Regions from separate parts of the Homo sapiens genome. Here region 2 is linked to region 1. The links are chromatin contacts, found by Hi-C or POLR2A ChIA-PET in ENCODE. All regions are on one chromosome and are shown on one strand. Each heading gives the region's core, a stretch centred on a gene start or an enhancer-like site at or near the end of the contact. The rest is flanking DNA. Distances are from core to core; before and after follow the strand shown. Region 1 overlaps TRIOBP (TRIO and F-actin binding protein). Region 2 has its middle 15 kb from the start of CDC42EP1.

Evidence for each region. A loop is a pair of places that touch in the nucleus more often than their neighbours do. ChIA-PET counts read pairs that join two places held with the same protein, here RNA polymerase II (POLR2A). Pooled maps may share reads with other maps.
Region 2: a loop to region 1 is called in a map of PC-9, with 2.1 times the contacts of the local background. The contact joins two enhancer-like sites. A Hi-C loop is called at or near these places in 1 of 168 maps with a recorded cell type or tissue (PC-9), 1 of 37 single-sample maps with no recorded cell type and 11 of 50 pooled maps. POLR2A ChIA-PET finds 5 or more read pairs at or near these places in 2 of 52 experiments (BJ and PC-9).

The regions. Positions count from the first base shown.
Region 1 is chr22:37,748,661-37,754,469 of GRCh38, forward strand. It overlaps TRIOBP (TRIO and F-actin binding protein), which reads left to right. Exons shown (of 24, transcript NM_001039141.3): 12 at 3,112-3,168. Among named protein-coding and RNA genes, the nearest start is that of H1-0, 54 kb to the right of the region's middle. RefSeq lists enhancers at 2,880-4,079, 3,894-4,514. Within about 2 kb of position 3,996, at least 33 of the 41 ENCODE cell types and tissues checked have a DNase peak (open chromatin) inside an H3K27ac peak, as active enhancers do; they include PC-9, where a contact is called at or near this core.
Region 2 is chr22:37,542,859-37,548,667 of GRCh38, forward strand. No RefSeq gene overlaps it. Among named protein-coding and RNA genes, the nearest start is that of CDC42EP1, 15 kb to the right of the region's middle. Within about 2 kb of position 2,418, at least 31 of the 41 ENCODE cell types and tissues checked have a DNase peak (open chromatin) inside an H3K27ac peak, as active enhancers do; they include PC-9, where a contact is called at or near this core.

The DNA.
Region 1 (5,809 bases), core at 2,746-5,245:
GACTGTGAGTTGCATCTAATCTAGCCTGTGAAGGATAAGTAAAGGGCCTCAAGATAGTCACGGATGCAACAGAGGCCTCTGAGAGGGGCCATGGGAGGGCAGGACGGGGGCGGCTGGTGGTGCGGTGAGTGGCATGAACTGTGAAGGGACCTCAGAGGTGGCCATTAAGCTGGGTCTTAAGGCCTGAGTAGCCGCTTGCCTAGTCATCGGAGGAGGAGGAAGCATAGTGTTTCAGGCCAAGGACATGGCACATATGAAGGGCCCGGAGTCCTGGTGTGTTGTGATCGGCAAGGAATATGCAGTGGTATAAACAGGGGCCCCTCAGCAAGGGGAGGCCAGGCTGGAAGAGTGTGATGAGGCTTCCCTGCCATCCTGAGGCAGCTGGACTTTGTTTTAAAGCCACCTGGAGACCGGGTGTAGTGGCTTATGTGTGCCTGTAATCCCAGCATTTTGGGAGGCTGAGGTGGATGGATCACTTGAGGTCAGGAGTTCGAGACCAGCCTGGCCAGCATGGTGAAATCCCATCTCTACTAAAAATAAAAAAATTTGCTGGACATGGTGGTGGGTGCTTGTAATCTCAGGTATTTGGGAGGCTGAGGCAGGAGAAACGCTTCAACCCGGGAGGTGGAGGTTGCAGTAAGCCGAGATGGCGCCATTGCACTCCAGCCTGGGCAGCAGAGACTCTGTCTCAAAAATAAAGCAAGCCACCTGGAGCCGTCCCTGGAACTGTTAAGCAAGCCTGGGATACCAAGCCTTTTTGAGTGAGTCCCGCCAGCCCGAGGGTGTGTAGAGGGGTTGTGTGCCTGGCCAGGTAGGAGGCGGGGCTGTGAGAACCTGCCAGTACTCCCGAAAGGCGGAAGGAGAAACTGAGCTTCTAGCAGGTGAAGAAGAGGTAGCTGGGCCTGAAGAGCCCTGTATGAAGGGGCATCGTGGGAGATTTAGATGATCGGACCTTTTGACCCTGGGGACAGGTTTCCCTGCCAGTTTAAAAACTCACATTGGTTGGCCGGGCACATTGGCTCACACCTATAATCCCAGCATTTTTGGAGGCCGAGGTGAGCGGATCACTTGAGCTCAGGAGTTTGAAACCAACCTGGGAAACATAGGGAGACCCCATCTCTACAAAAAAAAAAAAAAAAAAAAAATTAGCTGAGCATGGTGGAGTGCTTATGTCGTCCCGGCTACTTGGAAGCTGAGGTGGAAGGATCGCTTGAGCCCAGGAGGTTGAGTCAGCAGTAAGCTGTGATCACACCACCACACTCCAGTCTGGGCAGCAGAGCAGGGCCCTGTCTCAACAAAACAAAACTCAAATTGGTGACCTTCTATCCCCAAGGTCACTGTGTCATGGCGTGCCTGACATGGTATGTGATGTGTCTGTACTGGGCTCTGGAGGATCACTAGGTTTCTCCTTGTACAGACACGTTCAGTCCTGTCGGAAGCTGCGGGAGGGGAGGACCGCCCCGTCATTTGCCACATCAGGCAGCCAGGACTCAGAGAGGGGATGTGACTTAGGAAGGTCACAGTGACTCCACTTCCCAGGCAGCCCTAGAGGTTCCAGCCTGACAGCTTGTCATTCCTGCCCCAATCTCCCAGCCCTGGCCCAGGGACTTTCGCCTGGGACTGCCCAGTGGTGCCAGCTCTGTGGGCCCAGGAAGCCTGGCTCCTCCGGGCTAGGTGGGGGTAGGGGAGATGGCCCAAAAAGCACAGAAATTTAGACCAGGGGGTAGATATTTCCTCAGCAAGTTTTTCCTGAGCCTTGCTGTGGTCAAGCCCCCTGCAAGGCCCTGGGGCCACAGGAGGTCCCAGACTGAGGGGAAGTGGAGCCAGGTGTGGTCACCAATCTTCATTCTTAGCTTGGGATCGCCCTGGGCAGCCTCCGTCTCAGGTGGAAGACGGGGTGGGCAGAATACAGAGCAGCGGGACAAACGCAGCCCCAGGGGTTCTCGGCCGTGAGCAGAGCCTGTGTCTCTCCCTTAGACAGGTATACAGGGAGGGGCTGGGATGCCAACCTACTGGGTCCCCCGACTGTGGCTGTGGAAGGTTCTGGATCTTCAGCTGTCCCAAGCCCCGGTTGGTCCACTTCCTATACCTGAGAAGGGGCTCCGTGGGTGGAGAGTGGGTCGGGAGAGGTGGCCAGGCAGGGTGGCTGTGGTTTCCAGCTGCCACTGTCACCGCCCACTCCACTGAGCCATGCCACCCGTTCTCTGCAGGCAACCAGACACCTTGGCCTGGTGAGGCCTCGATGTAGGGGCTGATAGGTAGGCTCAGAGCCATGGCAACCGGTGGCCACCTCCTCCCTGCCGGCGCCAGGAGCGGAGACTGCAGAGGGACCGGGACTTAGATGAGAGAGGTCTCCCCAGCAGGAAGGGAGGGTCTGGTGGTTGGCACCCACTAGATGAGCATGGTCAGAAAAATATCAGGATGAGCAACTTCTTTATCTAGGCCTGGGTGGGGGTGCCTGGCACAGGTCTCCATGGGACATGCTGCAGCTGGTAGCCCCCAGACCCCGGGGCTGTGCCCCCCTGGGCGGCACCCAGAAGGTAGGGCTTGCCAGGACTGACCCTTCCCAAAGAGATCTAGGCGGGGACCAGAGGGTTTCTGACCCCAGCCTGTGACTGGCTCCACCTCCCATAGTCTCCTGGAGCCGAGGAAAGGACAGGACTGGCGGGCCCATGGGAGGGTCCGTGGGGCACTTGGTCCTCGTCAGAGGGAGGAACTGGACAGTTCGCGCAGTGCTGCTGGTCTGGACTGCCCTCTGAGCTCTCAGGGGGTCTCTATGCAGGCAGAGTCCTCCCAGCCCCTCTCTCCCATTCTTGGGCGAGGGGTCGGCTGGAGAGAGGCCCCTGGGACATCTGGGTGTGTGTGCCAGCCACCCAGCCCAACTTCTTGGCTCTCTGAGTGCCACTATCAGGAAAGGGGCCAGGGCTGCCTCAGTGGCTGGGAGGCCTGCTTGGACTTGGGGGTTACCTAGGGCCTTAGCCCTCTTGGCTGGCTTCCCAGGAGCTCGGTCCCACAGGACTTGGGGACAGGGTGGGTGCAGCACGCTCCCCTCACCAGCCCCCATTGGCTTCCTGCTGGACCCAACTCACCTCCCTCCTCATCTCCCCACAGCCCGATCTGCTCAACTTCAAGAAGGGATGGATGTCGATCTTGGACGAGCCTGGAGAGGTAAGAGGACTGAGGCCGGAGGGGAGGAAGCTGGCTTGTGCTGCTGCTGGGCCCCTGGGCAGCCCAGGAGTGGGGGTGGGGCTGGGGCTGGTGTGAGAACCCTGGGGGTGGGGCTGGGAGGGGTGGAGGCTGCCCATTAGGCTTCTGCCTCCTGGAGCAGTCTGCAGTGTGTAAAAGGGATCACAGCAAGGGGCCGTCTAGCCCCTCACACCCAGTGCCCCATCCCTTGATCTCATCAAGAGTCTCTTGGCCCTGCCACCTCAGTAGGAGCCTGGGTGGGAGTCAAGGGTCTTGGGTGGAAGGGCTCGTAGAAGCTGTCTGGCCCGAGACACAGATTCCTAAAGCCTGGTCTGAGGGGGGTGGGGCTCAGGGCGCAGGTGCTGGGGTTTCACCCACCTGGATCCCCACTGGTTGAGTCAAAGCCTCCTCTAGTCCTCAGTGGCCACGTCTGTGACATGGGCATAATGGATAATGGTGATTCTTTCTAGAGTGGATAACAAGGTCAGAGAGATCAAGCACGTACAGGTGCCACAAAGCTCCTGGCACTTACTGTGGGCTCAGCTAAAGACCCTTCCCTTCCTCTGGCATATGTGTCCTTGGAACCAGCAGGGACAGTGGCTGTTTCCTCAGCTCTGTTCTTTCGGCTGCCAGGCTGGCTCCCTGCCCACACTGCCTGGGCAGGAGCGTCTCCCCACCCCTGCCCTGCATGCGCCTGCTGCTCTGGTCTGCGTGCAGCCTGCATGCCGGAGAGGGCTTTGAGCCAGAGGGGATTTCATTGTGTTTCCGGCCCACATGTTTTATTCCCTCCAGCCCACAGCCTTCCCTACCCGCTGCCTGCCCGCTGTCCCTGGTGGCTGCTCTCTAGGCTCACACAAAGCCCGGCACCCCGCCAGTGACCCCTTCCTGGCCTCCCCACCCAGGGTCCCCGGAGGGCAGAGGGATTACAGGCCCCACCCAGAGCTGGCCATTAGTCATCCTCTATCACAGGGTTCTGGAATGTCCGAACTGGAAGGGCCCTGGGAATTCAGCCAGCCCAACCCCTTGGTGCACAGACAGGAGACGGGCCCATGAGGGTGTTGGTCTCTTCCAGGCCTAGGAGCACCTGGGGCAGACCCAGGCTCAGAACTCAGCGCACCTGAGGCCCATGGAGCTCCACCCAGCTTCCATCTCAGACAGTCATAGGCTAGGCCTGGAAGAGCTAAAGAAACCTCTTGGCATAGAACCCCTGTCCTACTTTACAGAGAGGCAATTGAGGTCTGCAGCAGCAACTCCGTTTACTTAGTGAGAGGAAAATGCTTCTAAGAGGCCTGGCCTCCCAGAACAAACCCAGCAACCTGGTTGGTGTCCATCCCTATGCCAAGGGCCATGACAGCCATCCACACAAGAGAGGATGGGCGCCGCTCGCCTCACCAGAAGGTCTAGGCACTTCTTTTTTTGTTTTTTATTTTTGTTTTTTTTTTTCTGAGGCAGAGTTTCACTCTTGTTGCCCAGGCTGGAGTGCAGTGGCGCAACCTCGGCTCACTGTGTCTTCCGCCTCCCGGGTTCAAGCGATTCTCCTGCCTCAGCCTCCCGAGTAGCCGGGATTACAGGCATGCGCCACCATGCCCATCTAATTTTTTTTTGTATTTTTAGTAGAGACAGGGTTTCTCCATGTTGGTCAGGCTGGTCTCGAACTCCTGACCTCAGATGATCCACCCTTCTCAGCCTCCCAAAGTGCTGGGATTATAGGCGCGAGCTACCGCGCCCAGCTATAGGGACTTCTTAGTAGCCCTACTTTATGGTTCAGAAGACTGAAGCTCAGAAAAGTGGAGACACTTGCCTAAAGGCACACAGAGAGAAAGGGAACTCTTGGATACAAAACTCCTTTTCTCAGGGAGGCAATGTGGAAAGAAGCAGAAGGTATCGTCGTTGCATGCCCCTTGAGAACTTACCATCTTCTTGAGGAGAGAAAACTAAGTACTTGAAACAACCAACAGCACAGACAGGGCTTGGTGATGTGAGGGAACCCTGGGAGGGCTGGGGACCGGGTGATATGCACTGACCCTGGCAGTGGGCGGGCCGCGACTGGCATTCCAGTGGAGTGACCAGAAGCCCAGAGGTGGGCTGGGCTTGGCATACTATCAGGCTGTTCTGGCGCCCCCACCCCTTTCCTACATGTCCTGCCAATCTAACCCCAGCTGGAGCAGAGACAGGCACTGCAGGAAGGCACCCAATCACAAATCCTAAACTTACAGCTTAGGGCGCTCTCACCTGCTGCGGATGTGGGTAGCCAGCCTACAGTTCAAGAAGCAGACCGTGCATCTGGGCGCGGTGGCTCACGCCTGTAATCCCAGCACTTTGGGAGGCCAAGGCAGGTGAATCACCTGAGGCCAGGAGTTTGAGACCAGCCTGGCTGACATGATGAAACCCTATCTCTACTAAAAATACAAGAAATTAGCTGAGCATGATGGCGGGCGCCTGTAATCCCAGCTACTCGGGAGGCTAAGACAGGAGAATCACTTGAACTCAGGAGGAGGGGGAGGTTGCAGTGAGTGGAGATTGCACCATTGCACTCCAGCCTGGGCAACAAGAGCAAAACTCCTCCATCTCAAAAAAAAAAAAAAAAAAAGGCAGCAGATTGTGGCTGGCACTCACTCCTACT
Region 2 (5,809 bases), core at 1,168-3,667, 210 kb before region 1:
CATGTGCCACCACACCCTAGAGATGGAGTCTCACTGTGTTCATTAGGCTGGTCTCAAACTCTGGGCCTCAAGCATTCGGCCATTTCTTGATTCAAACGTCACAAACTTAGAGGGCAAAAGAGTGAAAAGTAAGGATCCCAGCTCCTACCCAAGACTCCTGGAGGAATTTCATCAAGTGTTCAAGGACCCTGAGGCAGGTTGGGAAACTGCAAACCAGTGGGTAAGAGCCCATGTCCAGGTGGACGCCTCACAAGTCACAGGGTTTTTGTGATGTTGGGCAAGTTTCTTAGCTTCTGTAGGTCTCAGTTTCCCCATCAGTGAAATGGGAACAAATCTTAGTACCTACTGCGACATAGGATTGTGGTGAGGATGACATGAATCAACACGGATGAGGCTCAGAGCAGTGCCAGGCGGGCAGTACATGCTCAATAAACAGTAGGGTTTTTAAAAGTATTTTGAAAGATTCAGGCCGGGCACGGTGGCTCACGCCTGTAATCCCAGCACTTTGGGAGGCCAAGGTGGACAGATCACCTAAGGTTGGGAGTTCCAGACCAGCCTGACCAACATGGAGAAACCCCGTCTCAACCGAAAATACAAAGAAATTGGCCAGGCGCGGTGGCTCACGCCTGTAATCCCAGCACTTTGGGAGGCCGAGGTGGGTGGATCACCTGAGGTTGGGAGTTCGAGACCAGCCTGACCAACGTGGAGAAACCCCGTCTCTACTAAAAATACAAAATTAGGTGGGCGTGGTGGCACATGCCTGTAATCCCAGCTACTAGGGAGGCTGAGGCAGGAGAATTGCTTGAACCTGGGAGGCGGAGGTTGCAGTGAGCCGAGATCACACCACTGCACTCCAGCCTGGGCAACAAGAGCGAAACTCCATCTGAAAAAAATAAAATAAAATAAAATAAAAAATAAAAAAAACACAAAAAATTAGCCAGGCGTGGTGGCAGATGCCTGTAGTCCCAGCTACTCGGGAGGCTGAGGCAGGAGAATGCCATGAACCCGGGAGGCGGAGCTTGCAGTGAGCCGAGATTGCACCACTGCACTCCAGACGGGGAGAGAGAGCGAGACTCCATCTCAAAAAAAAAAAAAAAAATACTGGCTGGGCGTTGTGGTGCATACCTGTAATCCCAGCTACTCGGGAGGCTGAGGCAGGAGAATCACTTGAACCCGGGAGGCAGAGGTTGCGATGAGCCGAGATAGCACGACTGCGCTCCAGCCTGAGCCCACAAGAGTGAAACTTTGTCTCGAAAGAAGGAAAGAAAGGAAGGAAGGAAAGAGACAGAAAGAAGGAAGGAAGGAAGGGAGGAAGGGAGGAAGGAGGAAAGGAGGAAAGAAGGAAAGAAGAAGGAAAGAAAAGAAGGAAAGAAAGACTCACTTCCCAAGGAGAAACCATTTGGGTGAGTCCTTGTCATCAGAGAGGAATGCTCCCCATACCTGCCTGGTAGAAGGCTCAGGCCTGGGGCCTCCTTATAAATCCCAAGACCTGTCCCACCCAGACCTGCCCAGTCAGAGACTTGGAGAAGGGGAGCTGATATTTTGGGTTTATTTGTTTTTGTTTTTGAGACAGAGACTCGCTCTGTCGCCCAGGCTGGAGTGCACTGGTGCAATCTGGGCTCCCTGCAACCTCCACCTCCCGAGTTCAAGCGATTCTCCTGCCTCTGCCTCCCGAGTAGCTGGGACTACAGGCGCACCACCACATCTGGATTTTTTTTTTAATAGAGACAGGGTTTCACCATGTTGGCCAGGCTAGTCTCAAGCTCCTGACCTCAGGAGATCCACCCCCCAACCGTCGGCCTCTCAAAGTGCTGGGATTACAGGCATGAGCCACCGCGCCCGGCCAGAAGCTGATGTTTTGAACCACAGCCCCAGGGAGTTTCTTGGATCAGGCAAGTCTGGGAATCCTAGAGGCTGCGTATCAGGTCCTTCTTTGAAGACTCTTCTGGTGAAACACCTTCCGCCCACCTGTCAACATGTCCTTGGGGTAAAGCCAACTTTCTCTTCTTCTCAATTAATAATAATGTTTCCTAACTGGAATTGGGTGCACACTAGTGCCAGGTGCTTTCTAAAATATAAATTAATTAATTTCATCCACCAGTAGCCCTCTGGGGCAATTATTTTTAGCTCCATCTTACAGAGGGGGAAACTGAGGCCAGGGGAGTTCATAACTCACCCAAGGTTACACAGCTGGAAATTTGGAAGAGCCAAGACTCTCTTCCCCACCACAGAACAGCCTGTGCGAGCCGCCCCAGCGCCTGGAGGCACCGACCCAGAGCGGGTCTCACAAGGCTGAAAACCTGGGGTCTTCCCAGGGCAGTAGGGCGGCTTCATGGAACTAGAGGCTGTAGTCCCAGTCCCAGTCCCCAGGCCCTTCCCCTCGCCAAGTCTGCATAGCCACATCAAATTGTGGTGGTTCCTTTACCAGGCTCCCCTCTGCCTTCCTGCCTGGGGCAAAAGAGGGCGCTCCAGAGCCACAGAAAGTCCACTGGGACAAATGACCTCATCCTTCCACCCCAGCCCTCCACTCCCTAAAACCTCCCCTCCTTCCCTCACCTGTGCCTTTCTCCAACCCTATCATGTCACTAGCACTTCTCTAGAAGTGCCATGCCTTTGGCCAGGTTGTTTCCTGGGCCAGGCACACTCTTTCACAATTTTAGGCTTCTATATTGAGAGGGTGGCCTCCTTCCTCCAGGAAGCCCTCCCTGGCTGCCTCCTCTGAGCTAGCTAGCTCCAATGTGCCCCCACGGCCTCTGGGGGATGACTGCCCCAAGCATCAACCATGTTGTGCCCTAAGGGGCTGGGGTCCGGGAGGGGAGACGAGGACAGGGGTCACCTACCTCCTTTTGGGTTAGGTGAGGGAGCGTGTGGGGGATGGGGCAGGCCTCCCTCTGCCCGGCCTCTTCTGGACCAGCGACCCTGACCCTCAGGCCCTCGGTCAATACCCATTGGGCAACTACAGGATCGATCGGCTGGGGCTGCCTGGAGGGGGAGGTAGGCAGGGTTGTTTGCTTCCCCAGGGGCACCTTTGGCCAGCCCCACCCCTCCGTGGAGGTCTCCCCTGCCGGTCTCAGCCTCTTGACGTCCTCACCCCTCCTCTGGGATTGTGCAGGCAGCGGGGGGAAAAAGAGGGAGGCAGCAGCAGATGGGGGCTGACCCGGGAGCTGGCTCAACGCCCTGCCCTAGGGATGGAGAGACTGAGGCCGCCAGAGCCTGGTCAAGCCAGAGCTGAAGCCTCCGGCCCCAGCGGGACGGGAAGGAATCTGGTCTCCTCCTTCCTGGCTCCCTCAGCCCCGCCCCCATCAGAGCTGGGGAGGCCCCGGGATGGGAGGAGAGGACTGGGGCGGGGCACCCAGACTTGGAGTGGGGCCTGGAGCCCGGGATGCTTCCTGCGGACCTTCAACTCCCACATTCCAGGCTGTTCCCAAGACTCCTCGCTCCTCCTCCCTTCTCTACCCATCCCGTGTTGCGGGCGGGGGCGCGGGTGTTAGTGGCCAGGGTCTGAGCTAGCTGCCTGGGGCCTGTGGGGGTACTCGGGGGCCCCTCCTAGGGAGGGATTAGATCTACACTAGAGGGGCTGCCCTGGAGGCCTGTCCAAGCACCACCCAAGGGTACTTGTGATTGTCGTAAACAGGAAGCCCCCCTTTCCCCACCGCACCATGTAGACAGGCCCTGTGTGTCCAGACGCTGCGCTCTGGAGGCCGGGGGCTCTTGACCTCCCCGGCTGCGTTTCCTGTTAGCTGAGCCAGAGGAGAAAGAAGGGGACTGAAATGGGCTGGACAGGGGAGGTGCCTCAGGGAGTGAGAGCAGAAGGGGAAAGAGCCAAGGAGTGAAAGGCCAGAGCTGCCTGGCACACAGTAGGTGGTCAATAGTCTGTGGCCTGAGGTTGGGTAAGAAGGGAGGGGCCCCTCTGAGGAGAGCCATACAGTTGCCGGGAAGAGTGGAGGATTCACCCCACTGCCACCAAGGCCTGGCACATAGTAGGTGCTCAGGAAATATTTGAGATCCATGTTTAGAGTAGGCCGGGAGGAGGCGTTCTTGGAAGAGAGCAGTGTTTCTGGAGAAGAAAATGAGGCCACCCCGGCCTTGCAGCCCGCTGCGGGCTCAGCATTCCCCCACCGTCCCTGTCTGGCCCCCGCCCCGCCCTGTGGCTGCCTGGGCCAGGCCACTGTCTCAAGGCCCTTTATTTTTAAAATCCCTGCGGTGTTCCTGCCCCAAGACTAAGGAGCAGTGCCAGCCAACAGCTCAGCCTGCGGCCTGGGCTCAGGGCCTAAAGGCGCCAGGGGTGGGGCATCTGGCCACCCCACAGCTGCTGGCCCAGCCGGCCTGCCTGAGCAGGGTGAGGAGGCCCCTGGAATGCCCCCACCCTGGGCCCGAGGCATTAGTCCTTAGTCCCTGGTGAAGGGACAGAGGCCCACAAGGGTGGCAAGCAGGCTTTGCATGTTGAATATAGTAGCTTGTTCCTCCCACATCTTCCAAACAAATACGGGCACAGCACCTACTGTGTGTAAGGAGGAGGCGCGAGCTGGACCTCGTGGGGTGACAAAGGGGTGAGACATGCTTTCTCTTTTCCAGGGAGTCAGGGCCTGCAGAGGAAACAGGCATCGCAGTTGTGGGCATTTCTTGAAAGAGCCACGGACTGGAATCTAAGAGGCCTCTGGGCCCCAGTCCTGGCTCCATCCCTTCCCAGCTGTGTGGACTTGGGCAAGGCATTTGGTCTCTCTAAGCTTCTCTACAAAGGAAAACAATCACAGCTACCATGGAAGGCTGCTGTCTGTCACTAGACACAGCGATGAGCAACGCAGTCACCATCCCTGCCCTCACGGAGGTTAATGTCATGGGGGAAGGTGGTCCCCTGAACAAGGTCATGGCAGTCACCAGAGGCACAGAGCAGCAGCACGGAAGGGAGGGTGCTGGGGGGCAGGGGTGGGAGAGAACTTAATTTATGTGTTTTGGTTTTTTGAGACAGAGTTTTCGCTTTTTCTGCCCAGGCTGGAGGCAATGGCATAATTTCGGCTACCGCAACCTCCACCTCCCGGGTTCAAGTGATTCTCCTGCCTCAGCCTCCCGAGTAGCTGGGATTACAGGCACACACCACCACACCCGGCTGATTTTTGTGTTTTTAGTAGAGACAGGGTTTCACCATGTGGGCCAGCCTGGTCTCGAACTCCTGACCTCAGGCGATCTGCCCACCTCAGCCTCCCAAAGTGTTGGGATTACAGGCATGAGCCACCACGCCCAGCCAAGAACTTAGTTTAGATCCCTGGTCCCGTAGGCCCCTGAGGAGGGGACGTTTGAGCCGAGCAGAAAACAGCCTCTCACTTATCTGGGAAAAGAGTATTCTCTGCAGAAGAAAGAGTATTCTCTGCCAGGGCCCTGAGGCAGCAGGTGACAGGTATAGAAATGAAAGGACTTTGTAAACCCTTGAGGGCTGTGCGCCTGGCAGGAGGTGCTATTATTATTATTATTATTTGTTTTTTTGAGAAGGAATCTCACTCTGTCGCCCAGGCTGGAGTGCAGTGGCGCAATCTCAGCTGCAAGCAACGCCTCTCGGTTTCACGCCATTCTCCTGCCTCAGCCTCCTGAGTAGCTGGGATTACAGGCACCTGCCACCACGCCCGGCTAACTTTTTTGTATTTTTTTAGTAGAAACGGGGTTTTACCATGTTAGCCAGGATGGTCTCGATCTCCTGACCTTGTAATCCACCCACCTCGGCCTCCTAAAGTGCTGGGATTACAGGCGTGAGCCACCACACCCAGCCTATTATTATTTGTTTGTTTTTTTTTTTTGAGACGGAATCTCGCTCTGT